Linked DNA regions of Homo sapiens: region 1 is linked to region 2. A link is a loop called in an ENCODE intact Hi-C map of the cell type or tissue named here. Cell type or tissue: HCT116. All regions are shown on one strand.

Evidence for each region. Peaks named below come from ENCODE experiments on the same cell type or tissue, not always from the same donor. Only the 100,000 strongest peaks of a DNase experiment are listed, where the experiment ranks them.
Region 1: it touches region 2 in a loop (7-fold over the local background); 14 of 110 quality-filtered maps call a loop at or near these places.

The regions. Positions count from the first base shown.
Region 1 is chr11:19,067,122-19,075,121 of GRCh38, forward strand. No RefSeq gene overlaps it. Among named protein-coding and RNA genes, the nearest start is that of MRGPRX2, 10 kb to the left of the region's middle. In HCT116, a CTCF peak has its summit at 4,244 (motif pointing right); a DNase peak (open chromatin) is centred at 4,260; H3K4me3 peaks cover 399 bases.
Region 2 is chr11:19,900,336-19,908,335 of GRCh38, forward strand. The region is part of intron 6 of NAV2 (neuron navigator 2); the gene reads left to right. Among named protein-coding and RNA genes, the nearest start is that of NAV2-AS3, 77 kb to the right of the region's middle. In HCT116, CTCF peaks have their summits at 3,373 (motif pointing left), 5,128 (motif pointing right) and 5,330; DNase peaks (open chromatin) are centred at 3,396 and 5,086.

The DNA of each region.
Region 1 (8,000 bases), 830 kb before region 2:
AGGAACTTCCCAATGTGCTTTCATGTATCAGGTTGTCCTCAGAAACCTCATTTGTCATTTGAAATTTTAGGAAGACCACAGGTTGTATGAATTTGGATCACAATGTGATACTGATTTATGGTTATAAATTCTCAAGAAGAGCTTTTTGTTTTGGTTTTGTTTTGTCTTTTGATGTTGTTGTTGTTGTTTTTGTTTTTGTTTTCCCCAGAGCCAAGTGTGCATCAGGCAGTTTCTTGGCAGTTGTATTTCTCATGAATGAGAATACACTAAAGGTTCGGTCTTTTGAAGTCCTGCATTTTCATGACATTTTCCTGTTAGACTTTCCACCATGAGTTGTTCTAAACTCTTTCATTCCTTTTAAGCTTGTAGCCATAATACGAAATGAGAATCTCCTTCTGAGAAGAAAGGATAACCATTTAGGAAATGAATTGATCACGTCTGTGCTTCAGAAAAGTCTTATCAGGCTGCTGAATGTACAAGATATAGAATATAGATGAAAACATAAATCACTGGTTATACTTCCACATGGAAACAACTGCATAAATACTTTAGTATATGCATACAAAATACACAATTGATATTGTTTTATAATATGTGGTTTATTTCTAATTTGATAATTACTGATTGTGGGATCTCCAACATAAATGGCAACTCTTTTGATCTCAGTTCCCCATCTGTAAAATGGGATGCCTTACAGTTGTGATGAATCTGAAACTAAGAGAACTCTGGTGCCTATGGAGGTTTCTCTCCTCCAAGTACCAAAGAGAGTAGAGAGCTCAAATAGGCCTCTCTCTGAGGCCAAACTTGGATTCCAGGATGACTCTCATCTTTTAGATCCTTAGTGGCTTCCAGAGTTTTCATAACTATGATGAAGTCATCAACCTAGGCCCCTCTCCATGGCTTACAATGTGATATTTCAATATATGTATACAATGTATAATGATCAAATTGGGTTCCTTAACATATCCATCACCACAAACATTTATCATTTCTTTGTGTTGGGAATATTCAAAATATACTCTTCTAGCTATTTAAAAATATACAGTAAATTGTCATTAATTATAATCACCCTACATTGCCCTAGGACTCTACAACTTATTTCTCCTATCTAGCTGTAATTTTGTATCTGTTAGCCAAAATTAGGCTATCCATCTGTCCATCCTTCCCAGCTTCTAGTAACCTCTATTCTACTCTCTATTTCTATGACATCAACTTTTTCAGCTTTCACATGTGTGAGAACATGTGGTATCTGTCCTTTTGTGCCTGAATTATTCCACTTAAAATAATGTCCTCCAGACTCATTCACGTTGCTGCAAATGACAAGATTCTTTCTTTTTTGTGGCTGAATAGTACTCCCTTGTGTATATGTACCACATTGTCTTTATCCATTCATCTGTTGATGGACACAGGTTGAGTCCATATCTTGACTATTGTGAATAGTGCTGCAATAAGCATGAGAGTGCAGACATCTCGTCAACATATTGATTTCCTTCCCTTCAGATATATATCCAGTAGTGGGATTGCTGGATCATGTGGTAGTTCGATTTGTAGCTTTCTGAGGAAGCACCGTACTGTTTTCCATAATGGCTGCACTAATTTGCATTCCCACCAACTGTGTATAGGAGTTCCCTTTCTCTGCATCCCCACCAGCATTTATTTACTTTTTGTCTTCTTGATAACAATCATTCTAACTGTATTAATATGATATCTCATTGTAGTTTTGATTTGCATTTCTCTGATGATTAGTGATTTTGAGCATTTTTTTCATATACCTGTTGTCTATTCCTATGTATTATTTTAAGAGACGTTTATTTAGCTCATTTGCTCATTTTTAAATTGGATTGTTGGTGGGTTTTTTTGTTTGTTTGGTTGGTTTTTGCTTTTGAGTTGTTTGAGTTCCTTGTATATTCCAGATAGTAATCCCTTGTTGAATAAATAGTTTGCAAATGTTTTCTCTCATTCTGCTAGTTGTCTCTTCACTCTGATGATTGTTTCTTTCACTGTGCAGGAATTTTTTAGTTTGATACAATCCTATTTGTCTAGTTTTGCTTTTGATCCATGTGCTTTTGAGGTCCTCTTCACAAAGTCTTTGCCCACACCAATGTTCTGATACAATGTTTTTGTTTTCTTCCAATAGTTTCATAGTTTAAGGTCTTATATTTCAGTCATTAATTCATTCAGAGTTGACTTTTGTATATAAGAGATAGGGATCTAGTTTAATTCTACTGCATGTGGATATCCAGTGTTTCCAGCGCCACACTATGAATATTTGTTCACTTAATGGTGTCCCATAAGTCTTATAGGCTTTCTTCACTATTTTTCATTCTTTTTTTTTTCTCAGACTGGATAATTTCAAATGATCTGTCTTTGAATTTAGAGTTCTTTCTTCTGCTTGATCAAGTCTATTGTTGAATCTCTCTATTGTATTATTTATTTTATTCATTGAATTCTTCAGCTTCAGGGTTTGTTTATTTTTTTAAAAAATCCACCTTCTGTTAAATTTCTCATTCATATCATGAATTGTTTTCCTGATTTTGTTAAATTGTCTATCTGTATTTTTTGTATCTCATTGAGTTTCCTTAAAATCATTATTTTGAACTCCTTTTCCAGAAATTTTTAAATTTCATTTTTAGCAGAGTCTGTTACTAGAGGGTTATTGTATTCCTTTAGTGGTGTCGTATTTCCTTGCTTGTTTATGTTTCTTCTGTCTCTGCATGATGTTTCTTGTATCTGTGCATCTGATGGAACATTTACCTCTTCCAAACTTTCTAGAATCATCTTTGCAGAGAAAGACTTTCACCTGCAGTTTGGTCTTGGTGTGCTGGTTGGTGAGGACAACTCTGTTTTTGGGTAAGTTGAGTGATATAATCTCTATGCAGCTTCCTCATTTGTTGGCTCACTGAATAACTGTGGGTGCCTCAATGACTTAGGTTGTAGAAGTTTGTGGCGGTGGCAGTAGTGGTGGAGGTTGTTAAAGTCTTCATGAGCGAGGGCTTTTGGGGTCCTCTTATTCTTATTTCCCCCACAGTGTGGAGACTTAGCTGAGAAAATCCTTCTCGGTATCAGGTCGGACATGGCCTACATGCAGCTGCAGTGGTACTAGGTTCCAGGTGAAGGTGCTTAGAGCATTTGTGGGGTTGGGGTCCTAGGCTCAGTGTATCACAAACCTATTGTGGCACCTGGATCTTGTGGTGCAGGTTTGCTCTCTGTGTTTATTGGATGTAGGTTGTCCAGAGAGCCGTGATCTGGGACTCTGAGGCACCTTTAGCAGTTTGGGCTCAGGGGCTGGGTTGTAGCTGCAATTCTACTTCTAGGGGCCAGGGCAAAGAACTGGTCTGACTCAGGAGAAGAAGGAGTGCTCTGGAGGTTTGGGCCTGGGGAGCAGAATATGGCTGCAATTCAGGACCCTGAGCCAATAGGGCTTGGTGGCAACTCAGGTGTCAGGGATGAGGAACCATGTGGTGACTCTAGACCTTGGAGATGGTGGGGTATATTTTAGACTCTGTGAGGCCAGGTACAATGGCAGCGAGGACCCTAAAATGTCAGAGCACAACTGTTGTCTTGGCCCTGGGGGGCAAGGAGCAGCACAGCAAAGACTCCACTTCCTGAGGAGTGAAGTCTGACACTTAACTTTTTGCAATACTCATTGTGTGAACTTTAAGAAGCTCCTTAACTTTCCTGGATCTCTATTCCTCATTCCTAAAATAGGACTAATCCTGTAGTTCTCCAAGGGTGTTTTGAGAGTCATTTGGTTAACTTTTGCATGCTTCATAAATGACGGTATTGGTTAGTCCTGAGTCTTCTGCATAATAACTGTTTGATATTGAATAAGCTATTTTCTCTCTCAGAGCCCCAATTTTGAAATCTGTTAAATACATATAAGATATGCCTCATAGAAGTATCAAATTAAATTGTAAATTAAGCAATATAAAGCAACTGGTACAATGCCTAGCTGATAGATGCTTGATAAATAGTACCCCTGTTATTCTAATTCAAATTTCACTGCCAAGTTTTGAGTTAAATTTAGAGTTTCAACTTCATCAAAATTTTACTGTTATATACTTTAATGAGGAATTTTTTAAGGGATTCTGAAGCAGGGAGCACAAAGAGCAAGCTCTTAACATTTTGGCTTCCGGTTGCCGAAATATTTAATACCACATCAGATTGTGAAGGGATAGAAAAGAAATGTAATGTTACCACATTACGTCACTAGGTGGTAGTCAAGGATCATTGCTTTGTTAGTATGCGGTAACCCTTGACTGGCCAGCAGGGGGCCCATGTCAATGACATTGCTGGAAAAAGTTTGGGATCTCAAGCCGATGTGTGTTTGTGCGTGGTGTGTGTGCCTGCGCGCAAGAGGGAATAGGGAGGGAGGGTGAGGACAGAGGGAGGGAACAGGAAGATGAATCCAAGTGAGACGAATGCCCTGTGAAGTTTGGGAACCGGTCTCTACTCACTGTCTACTTACCCACGCCAATTTTCTTTTCTTTTCCTTTCTATTTTTTTTTTTTTTTTTTTTTTTGACAAAGTTTCCCCCTGCACCCAGGCTGAAGTGGAGTGGCAGGATCATAGCTCGCATCTCCAAACTCCCGGGCTCAAGCCGTCCTCCCACCCCAGCCTCCCGAGTAGCCAAGATTATCCATCCCAATTTAAAGTAGAGCAATGAAGGGGACCCATGTAATTTTTGCAACCTGAGCATTCATGGATGGCAGCATGTACAGCAGCTCCTGCGAGTGTCTATTAATCAACCACTGAAATGCTGGTCTCAAATCCCGATCTACTAAGTCTGTGAATCCAGGTTAGGACTACTAATTTAATCTTACTGTCATGTTGCTTAACCTTACTAGTCAGTCCTTGGCTTCCCCATCAGTAAGATGGCTGTTGTGAGGTATTCAAGGTGCACATGTGAGTGCTTAGCACATGCTTAAAGCCGTGTGACATCAGAATGTGCCCTCTGTCATCGTCAGGACCATCTTTATTATTTCACCGACTTTCCCAGTCTTCCACAGGGTTTCTGAAGCTTGCTCCTAAAATCCCAATCCCCAAGGCCAGCTGAAACTGCTCAGCACGTGTCTGCCACGTTAGGCTTTGGGGCAGGGCAATAGCCTGAGGACAGCAGATGGAAGCACTGGGCAAAGACACGGTGCCTGCACCTGCTGCTATGCGATGGAGGGAGGTACGCCCCAGGTTCCCTTCTGTTCCTGCTCCTCTGTTAGAGCGGATACCTCATGTGAACATGGGCTGGAGACTCGATAGCCCTATAGAGATGGAAAGGGTTATTACTTCTGGTATAATTCTGTCATTTGTTGGGAAACAAAAGAGTAAGTCTTACTGCCCATTACGTCTCAGTAACAACAACTGATCTCCATGTCTTTCTGACTTTCAGGGAGCCCCAGTGACCTTCACGTCACCCTCTTCTCCCCAGGTTCCTTCAGGCCTGGCTGCCATCTGGCAAGTCCTGCCTGTCTGGTTTTCCCAGGCTTCCCTCTGCCAGTGTTTGGCCAGGGCGGGCCAGGGAGAGGCTGTAGGGACCAGCTGCCAGGGGTGGGCAGGGTGTGTCTGACCCCACGGTGGAGGGTTGGGCAGCCAGGGAGGAGGGCATAGTGTGGAGGTCTGCGTCAGTGAAGACTTGGGTGCAGTGAAGGCCTATAGCTCAGGAGGCTGAGGGCGACTCCCTGAAGGTTGGGCTGGTCCCAGGCTTTGCTTGTTGGATGGAGGAGACCTGTGGGGCCTCTGTGTCAAACCAGCTCCTGTGTCCAGCCCAAATTTAGAAAATCAGTGTGGGGGAGCCAAGCTTACCCCAATCCACAGATAACTGCACAGTTTGGAGTTATGCTTTGAGAGAGTGAAGGGAAGGACTTGTCGGGGCAGGATGTGTTCCAGAATATAAGGATCCGAACAGTGTGAGCCGTTTCTCACATCCCTCTCAAGTGCTAACCTACTCAGCCTCCAAGCCCATGCTCCGCAGGCCTCTGTGCTCTGCACTCCTCTCTCCTCTTTGCCTTCTGTAGTCCCCTTTACCTGTTAGGCCCCAGAAGGCTCCCGTTTTGGGGTATAACCCAGGTCCTAGGGCACTCCCCTCATCTGAACTCTGTAGCTGCTGCACCTGTCTCCTCTGCTCCTCTAGGCTGAAAGCTCCCTGAGAGCAGGGCCTATGTTATTCATTCATGGATTCACTCATCCATTTCTTCAATGAATATTGATTGTGCACTCCTTGCTACTTGATAGGCCTTGTTTTAGGTGCTGGAACTGGCACACTGGGTGAGGTCTGAAATTCAGCTCCTGACTCCTGGCCCAGTGCTCTTCCCAACAGATTCCCATCCCCACCTACCTCACCCAGAGCCCAGCCTCCTGGATATAGGTCAGGGAAGCAGTGCCCAGAGCACCACCTTCCCCTCAGGACCCTGATAGGATATTGCCTGCAGCATTTTCCAGCAGGCACAAAGGGCTGAGAGGTACATCTTTGCAGTTTCCTTCTTCCCCTAGGACATTCTGGGAACCACAGGGATATGCACTACCCTTTCCTTCCTTTTGCAGGGTGGCGACAGGGACCAGGGCCACACTCACTGGGCCTAGGGGCAACCCTGGTTCAGACACTCCAGGCTACATGACCTCAGATGACTCCTGTAACCCCCTGAAGCCTTGGTTTCCTCATCTCTAAAAAGGTGATAGTGATACAGGAACTAGAAAGAAATTATTTAGGCAGATAGTGAGGGTAAGAGAGTCCTCAGTAAGGTTTCCTTTTAATAAAAAGCAGCCCCTAACTTGTTTCTTTTCTAAGAAAAAGCAACCTGAAAAATCAAGCTGCAAGCATAGATAAGCAAGCTAAAAGCTCACATAGGTAAATACTGGCAGCTGTGGCAATAGAAAAGCGATATCTGGAAGCCAGGTATATTCAACACGGAGGTTCCCTCTTCCCTTTCCTTTGTCACCACATGTGCAGTAAAAAGCAGGCAACATGGCACCGGCCAGGTAGAGACCCCATCTGCATAATAAAAGATTAGGGTGGGATGACCAGCTTCTTTGCATGCTATGCAAACAGCACACCTGGTTTGACCAATCTCTCATGCCCTATGTCAATCAGACACTGCCTCCTCAAGCTCATCTACAAAACGCCTCCATGCATTTCACCGTGGAACTGGAAGATCCAGTCCGGAGCCCCTCTCTCTGCAGGAGAGAGTTTTTCTCTTTTCTCTTTCTTTCACCTATTAAACCTCTGCTCTTAAACTCACTCCTCGTTTGTGTCCATGTCCTCGATTTCCTTGGAATGAGGCAATGAACCTCGGTTATTGCCCCAGACCAATGGCACCACTTTGATACCAAGAGTATCTTCTCCCTAAGGTGTTTTGAGAATTCTTTGATTCTGTGCCTTCAATAAATGGTAGCTCCTGTCCTCCCTGCCCCCACCCCACAAGCCTGAGGACTGAAGTCAACTCCTGTCCATGGCAAATCAGGCTCCTGCTTAGCAGACTCGGAGCTACAGGAAGCCCCGTCTCCCTCTTCTAGTGCTCAGCCCTAGCGAGAGTAACAACAATAATAATAGTTATTATAACAATGTTGATCTTTTTGATAGCACTTGCTTTGTGTCAGGCACTGTTGTAAGCACTTTACATTTATTAACTCATTTACTGTTTGGTACAATCATATGAAGTGGTATCATTATCATCCCCCTTTTTCAGATGATGAAACCTAGAGAGGTTAAGCAACTTGCCCAAGATCACACAGCTGATAAGTAGCCATTAGAAATGAAGAGACATGGTTGGGCACGGTGGTTCATGCCTGTAATCCCAGCACTTTGGAAGGCCGAGGCAGGCGGATCACCTGAGGTCAGGAGTTTGAGACCAGCCTGGCCAACATGGTGAAACCCCATTTCTACTAAAAATACAAAAATTAGCCGGGCATGGTGGCACATGCCTGTAATCCCAGCTACTCAGGAGGCTGAGGCAGGAGAATCGCTTGAACCTGGCAGGTGGAGGCTGCAGTGAGCCGAGATCGCACCA
Region 2 (8,000 bases):
GGGGCCTTGCAATCAAAGAGAATGCAAGTACCGTGAAGGCAGACCACTGTGTTTGAGTATTGGCTCTGCCGCTTCCCAGAAGTATGGCTCTGGCCAAATGTCATGGTCACCAATGCATCTGCTCAGGATGACCCTCAAAAGACCATCACAGGCCATGCTTAGCACCATTCTAGTGCTGTACCCCTGCATTCCCAGGTAACAGCTCAGGTGTGAGGGAATAAGACTTGAATAGGGCAGGTGCACAAGTCCATCCAGCTTAAAAGTCACATACCCCAAGGGAGTATGTAACAGCCCCATAAGTATAAATTCTAGGGTTCCCACAAGGATTAGGCCCAATCAATTGTCATAGAACTCAGAGAAGCTCAAAATGATGGTGTCCTCAGGAAGTATTTATACCTCATTTATGGTTTTTCCCATCCAGATGTGTCATTTTTACCATAAGCAATGTGCTTAGTAATATAGTGGGCATTCTATCTTTATCACATTTCCAGGGGAACAGTTAGCAAGTTAACCCAAGGTCAAATTCTCGTCCAAAAGAGGAAAGGGTTTTGTTAATCCTTTTCCAACAGCAAGTTATCTTACCTCTCAGAGATTCAGTTGATTTATCTTTGAAGTGGCAACAGGCTTCTATAGCCCTAATGTTGGGAGAAAGTTAGATGTGAAGCATTCTTTCTCATTTTTTGCATAATCCAATTAAAACTCTAGACTGTTGTCTCTCAAGGTGTGATTCATGAGCCATCTCATCATCCCTTGAGGTAATTGCTAAAAAGACAAATCCCCAGGCATTACAAACTGAGTCCTTCTAATTCATATTTTTGAATAAAAGCCTAGAAGTTTACATTTCACACCCATGAGATCTTAAGGCACTGGAGCTTGAGAACCCTAGTTTTAGCAGGACTTCTTGGTTACCTTTAAAAGAGAACACTGCCTGCCGGGCATGATGACTCACGCCTGTAATCCCAGCACTTTGGGAGGCTGAGGCAGGAGGATTACTTGAGGTCTGGAGTTTGAGACCAGCCTGGTCAACAGAGCAAAACCCTGTCTCTAATAAAAATACAAAAATTAGCTGGGTGTGGTGGCGTACGCCTGTAGTCCCAGTTAAGTGGGAGGCTGAGGCAGGAGAATCGCTTGAACCTGGGAAGCAGAGGTTGCAGTGAGCCGAGATCACACCACTGCACTTCCTCCTAGGCAACAGAGCGAGAAAAGAGAACACTCCCTTTTAATTGCCCTTTAATTCTCAACAACTACTTTGTAGTACATTGTTATGGGGAATGGAGGTAATATAGTAAGACACCCAGACAAATGCCTAGCACATAGCAGGAGATTAATAAATGGGGAATCATTTAAATGTATGTATACATTTTGTCATATACATATTGAAATTTATTCTCAGAACCAGCAACTTACACTGGGTAGACTTAACTACTTGCATAGGTCTTATTTTCTTTTGGCTTTGTGCTATTGCCTCACTAACCTTTAGCAAAGTTCTTTCTTGCATTTTTCATTTTTACATTTTCATTGCTGTCTTGTTTCTGCTAAGCTAACAGATTCTTCCTTAGACTGGCAATATTAAAAAGAAAGTGTCCCTTTGAGGTCTAAATAGGGAAGCAGAGGGAATACAAGACAAAGAGGTGCTCTGAGGGAGAAGTTGGCTCACCTTGCCCTAGCTGGAGAATCATCTTTTAGCTCTTTGTCTCCTTGGCACTTGCAGAGCTTGGTGGTACTTTATGTGGAGGAGAGCACTGTCCTGTTCAGAGGAAGGGCGAGCACTATTAAAGCTGCCTAGAGAGGCACCTGAGTGACGTGCCCAACTGCCCTTACTCCACCCTAGCTTTTGTCCTTAACCTCAAGCATTACAGTCAAACATCAAGGTGAAAGAAATTGTATCCAGTGCAGTCTTTTGCCCCCTTTGGGAGTCATTTTCTTGATCTACTGTGTAATTTAAAAGAGCCTTCAGAAGAGGAGACACAAAAATCCCTCTAATGTGTGAAACTAATAACCTTTAATGCTGAAGCCATCCTTTTTTCACAGAGAAGAAGAATGCCACCATGTTTGTTTGTCTCTAAATATGGATACATTTCAAAACCAATGTGTGAACTTATGGTTCTGCTATATATCCTTTCTCTAAAATACAATAAACCTGGCTTTTTGTAACAAGGAGTAGAGAAAAAGAGAAAATATATCATTTGGAAAGATGAAAGATCTATTTGATTAGTCTTGTCTCAGGAATTGAAAATGACTAGTTGATGTTCATCCGATCTTCAGATGATAAATCTCAGCATTTCTCTTGCTTCCATCTGTTACGTGGAAACTATCACACATACATGAATTCAGTTTCATTTCAAGGATCATTGGGAGGGAGAAGTATTTACCTTTCTGGGTGCTCTCATAATAGTCATTTTTATCAAGCTCTCATCTGTAGTCAGGACTTAGTTCGGTCATCCCTTAGTTTAAGGTCCGCTTTAAAAGTTTATGTCCTCCAAGTTTAGGTATTTGACAGTGTTCAACAGCATGAGAAGATACATATATTTTGGGATAAATGAAACTAACATTTCTGTGAGCATATGTAGCCCATGTTCACAATGTGAAGTGCAAGCATGGAGTGCTGAGGAGAGAGACCCTGAACAGTAAAGCCTGGCAGCTCATGTAGCTGCAACTACTTACTGAGGAGTTTCTTGTGAATGTGCACTTGGCTGCCTCTCTGGGCCGAGGACATGACATCCTCAGGCTTCAGTGACTCTCGCAAATAAAGTGCTTGTTTCTTAGCTGCAGCTTGCCTTTGTGATTCCATCAACGTGTGCATTTCATTAGGGTACCAGTGTGTAGCCCACGTGCCAGGGAGCCGTCTTCTCCTGATGAAGGTGTCGGGGTTGCAATGAGAATATTTGAGACAATGGTCATGGTATATCTACTTGGTGGTGAGAGTGACACATGGGCCATTTGCAGGTGTCACACCCTGTGGACGAATGGTCATGCTACACGGTGGTTTGTGCCAAGGCCTCATGGACACAGTTCACATTCTTAGTGTCCTAGGAGCTCCTGCCATGATTCCTTAGCAGTGGTTATGCTTGTTTTTATGATGGCAAGGCTCCCCAAACTTTGTGGACAATGCACAGATAACAACTGCTGATGGAAATCAATGGCCTGGCCTGCTTCCTTCATAAGAGCAAAGGTAAAGGCAGCCTCTTAACATCTAATGCTCCCTTTGCCTTTTTCAGAGTTGGAGAATCACAGCATTTTTCTGAAATGTGGAGTGGGAAATCTAAATGTGGAGTGGGGAAGCTATAATTACATAGCTTGGAAAAAGAAAAGTTTAAGAAAAAAAAAAAAAAGTCCTTTGGCTCCAGGACAGCCTAGGACTGTAAGTCACTGCTGCCCCCTACTGCCCAAGTTTTGTGTGTGTTTCCTAGAGGATCCTTGGTTTCTAGCCTGGCATTCTCAGGCACTGTGCTTGGGAGGATAATAACTTGCAGACTGTCTAAATGCTTTCTTCCAGACAGGGCCTCCCCACATTTGTTTCCTCAATTTAGGAGAATGTATGTGAAATGGAGAAAACCCACAGTGTGGGTGTGATCAGGTTCATGTGGCCTAGTGGAAAGACTTTCTCTTGAGTGGTGAGGAACTGACAGCAGGCCTGAGCTAAAATTGGTCTTCACAAAGCCGTCCACCCACTCACTTGGGCAGGCAGCCAGCTGGTGGATTCAAGGATCAGGTTTAGCCCTAAGGAGAAGGATTTTTGAAGGCACTAGTTGATTTTTGCTGCAAAAAGGTTATGCTAGATTTGGTTCCATTTTTAAGAGGCAAATAATTCTAAACCAGACTGTATAGTGTGGAATAAATGATTCTCTCCCTTATTTATTATACATTCATGTACTTGGAATTCAGTCCTTCATATATTCATGTGTCTGAGGTTATTTATTGAATGTCTTCTATGTACCAAGCATTATGCCAGTCACTGAGTATTCAAAAGTGAAAAAGCAGATTATTTCTGCCTGCATGGAACTTAAAGTCTGATGGAAGAGACAGTAAACAAATGCAAACAGTATCATTACATTTTGTGGTAACTGGTCTTATAAAAAAAAAAGAGGGGTACTATGAATGAACTTAATTCTCTGGATTAGGTAGAAACTTAATTCTCTGGACTAGGTACAACCTCTTCAGGGTGAGACCCATAGCCAAAGTTTGCAGGGTCCATTGTGCCCATGATCCCCATTCTCCCACACAATGGTTGGAAATAAAGGATGTTTTTGAAAACAGTTTTATGGACAGAAACCAGTTCCCTTGCACAAATGAAGATCTATATCCTGAACTAGCTTTTTTCTTCTCTCTCTGGACATAGGGAGTAAAAGTAAAAAAAAAATACAGGGAGGCAAACTTTGGCTCCATATGTATATTGTGAAAAGAACTTTTCACATTTGTCTTCTCACAGTTGAATAGGCTCTCTTGAGAGTAGTGAGTTCCCTGACCCCAGAGGTATTCAAATAGAGGCTGGAATATCACTTGCTAGGGATGCTACAGGTGAGGTTTCTTACAATAGCCGGTAGGTTGGAATAGATTTTCTCTCAGATTGCTTGCAAATCTAGCATTTAATTACCCCAGGCAAGGGTAAAGTTGGTGTGATTTGTTCTGGAAGAGTCTCCTCCACCTCAGTAATTTCACACATATCCCCACAGTTTATTAGAGTTCCCAAAACCCCACCTTTGGATTGGTTCCCTTAAAAGTATTCATTCATTCCAAAAATGAGCTTTATTTTTGAGGGTGCTACTTGTACTCTAGGATTCATTTGTATGCTGGAAAAAGGCTGCATCTTACGTGGATATGCCTGTGTGCATTTGTGATGACCTCTTTTACTCCATTCACATTCTTGAGAAGATTTCTCCCTTAACTTCACTTAAATTGTCTTGAACTTGCCAAGTTCATGCTCAGAGGCCATCAGAGAGTTCACAGGCAAGGATGGGTGCCACACAGAAGAAATCATGGCTACTTCATGAGAAGTCACATGTGTGGTTTCCACCATTTAACACTTGGATAATTCCTTGCCCTCATCTAAGAGCCAGATAGGAATGTTCATGCAAATTATTTTTTAAAAAATCTATTTCACTGACATGCTGTAGGGGGCAGTATTCATTAAGGAAAACCAGGGACAGAGTCCAGGAAGAGCCAGTAATTTCGACCTTGTAGGGAAGAAACTGGGCCCTATTTTTAACTATTTCTGTATACTAGAGACTCATTCAGTCTGTCCTATTGTTCGTGCATGAATGAGGCTCTGACCTTCAGTAATGAACCTTCTTAGGGGGCCAGGATTAATTTGGCTTATGTTAAATTCATCTGGCTTGGAGTGAAAACCAGTGAATACCTGTGAGGGAGAGGGACTTTTCCATATAGGACATATGTGCTAGGGCAAGGATTCTTACCTAGGTCACCTGACTCCAAGCTTTTGCTCTTTTAGCCACAATTTGAACCATTTCAGGCTCATACCTTCCAACACAAGTAGTGTTTACCTCCCCCAGAACATCTTCAAACCTGTTACTGCCTAGGAAATAGATAATAATAAAACTTGTGGGAGCGAACCTTTTTTTGGACCCTCTCACCTTGATAAGTTTGGTGAAGCAGGTGCCTTACTCACCCCTATCTTCCCAGCCCCTCAAAATGAATGTTTTCAAATCATAGCCACGTATGATTTCTTACAAGCCCAAGGCTGATGGGACGGTCTTGCTAAGGTGCACCAGCTTCAGGGGGTCTCGGCTGGGCCTGCTCCTATGTCTGAGGGCATCTGGCACATTGACTGCATGCTGGCTGGTCTGTAATGGCCTCAGGTGAGACAACTCAGAATTCTCTACATGGTCTTTCATCTCCCAGCAGTCTGGTCTAAGCTATTCTTCTGGTGGTAGGTGAGTTCGAAGGCAGAGAGTTGAAATGTACAAGGCCCTTTGAGGCCTAAGCTCTGAAAGAGGACACCAGTTTTTGTCTTCATTCTGTTGGCCAAACCTAGTCACGTGACCTGCCCAAATTCTTGTGATTGGGAAACAGATTCCACCTACTGAAGGAGGAGCTGCAAAGTCACATTGCAAAGCGTACATGGCACAGAGAGGGGTGGACACTAGGGGCTGTTTTTGTAATCAATCTACCACAATAAACAGGTTGCACCCAGTGAATTTGTGTTGATGGATTGATTTCAGTTGTCAAGGTAATAGTCTCTTTCCACTGTAGTTGCATGAAAATGAGAATGCACTGAGCTCATTTAAGATGTACTAAGACATACTTGCAGTTTCCTATAAGTTATAGGGGCATGTAGTTCTAAGAACTCACGGGGGAGAGCAGCCAAAGCATCCTTGGTTACCCCAGTCCCATAGAAGGTGTCTCTAAGAAGCAGATGCTGGCAGGTCGGTGAAGGGGCACAAGCACCACTTGCTTTATGAGGCCCCTGTGGCCAAGGAAAGAAGGTAGGAACCAGCTGTTAAAGTAGAACTCCGCAAAACAGGTCTTACTCCACTTGAGTCTGTTCTCCAGCCTTTGGGATTCTTGGTATTCACAGGCCTACACTTCTCTGCTTTCTCTTTCCCACACCAACTGGCAAAAGTTGTTGTGTGATGAAGATGATCCAAATGTCAGACTTGGGCTCAGGACACCTGGGGTCTGGTCCCAGCAACTCTATTTGATGGCTGTGTGGCTTTGATGGGTCATTTAACACCTCTGAACTTCACATTCCTCAGCTCTAAAATGGAAATGAGGATAGCACCAACCACATAAAGTTATTGTACGGTTTCCGTGAGATGAAACCATACAGAAAAATACCCTAAATTGTGTATATAAGGTTTGTTGAATCAATGATTTCATAAGTGTCCAAAAGTCAGAAATGACTACAAAGGGGAAAGTAACCACAGCAGCTGAACTGAGAACCTCAGAGAGCCAGTTCTCCACTCCTGGTCTGTTGCTTCAGATCAAAAGTCTGAAGCACCCCTGTAGCCGCCTCTTCTTGCTCATCCTCCTCTCTCTCTGATAAACCGTGATGAAAAGTGTTTTTGAAAACCAAGGGACCAAGAAACACTGAATGACCTTCACTGAAAGGACGACTTTTAGCAAATGCACACTTGACATAGTTTGGTAAATATCCACCCTGTTATCTTTTGCTCCTGGTGTCTTAGAAATGTCACTTATTGATTCTTGAAATTCCCCCACTGCCACTCATAGGGGGAGGGGGAATTTGAGACAGAAGTATTGATTGAAACTAGTGAACACTGAAAGAAGCATTTGTTAGGTGGTCCTTTCCTTTTTTATAAATTGGCTAAAGTAGACGAAAGAAGATACATCTTTTGGCGGAGTTTTAAACAAAAGGAAATTAGCCAATTATATTCCTATAAAACAATGTTTGAAAGTCAGAATTGATTATTTTTCCACAGTGTTTTGGAACAAAGTACTCTGATAGGTGAAGGATCAAAGGTCTTTTCTCTGAATATGATTTTATTTTTCCTTTTGTTTTTTATCATCCCTCAGTCTGGGTGCTCTGATTGTCTTAATGCATCCAGACCCACAATTTGCAACTTGCTGCCCCATTGCTGGGGGCTGGTGACTACAGTGTCTTTGGACAGATTAGAGGAAAGACATTGTAGCTGAACTCCCAGGCAGCCCCCAGGAAAGGAGCAGGGAGCTTTCTGTGTTCCCTTCAGTCTGAGCATGCCAAGATGCCCTGGCTCTGGCCTTGAGGTGTTAGTCAGCATTAGCACTTATGATCTTGGCAACCGGAATGGCCACTGCTGGCCGGAAACTGATCAGAACTGTTCAGTCTCATTAAGGAGCCCCTCAGATCACCTTCTCAGATGTAACGCTTCAGAAATCATCAAACGGCTAAGGTAGAGGCTGGCTTCCTTGAAGTCTTTCCAGAGGCTTTGGCATATCTGCCTTTTGGATGAGCTTAACTAAACAGAGAGCTTTTGAGGTCCAGGGTGGGTGTGGGAGCTCTCAGGGCACTGGAAGTAACACTGTGGTGGGGTGGGAGGAGG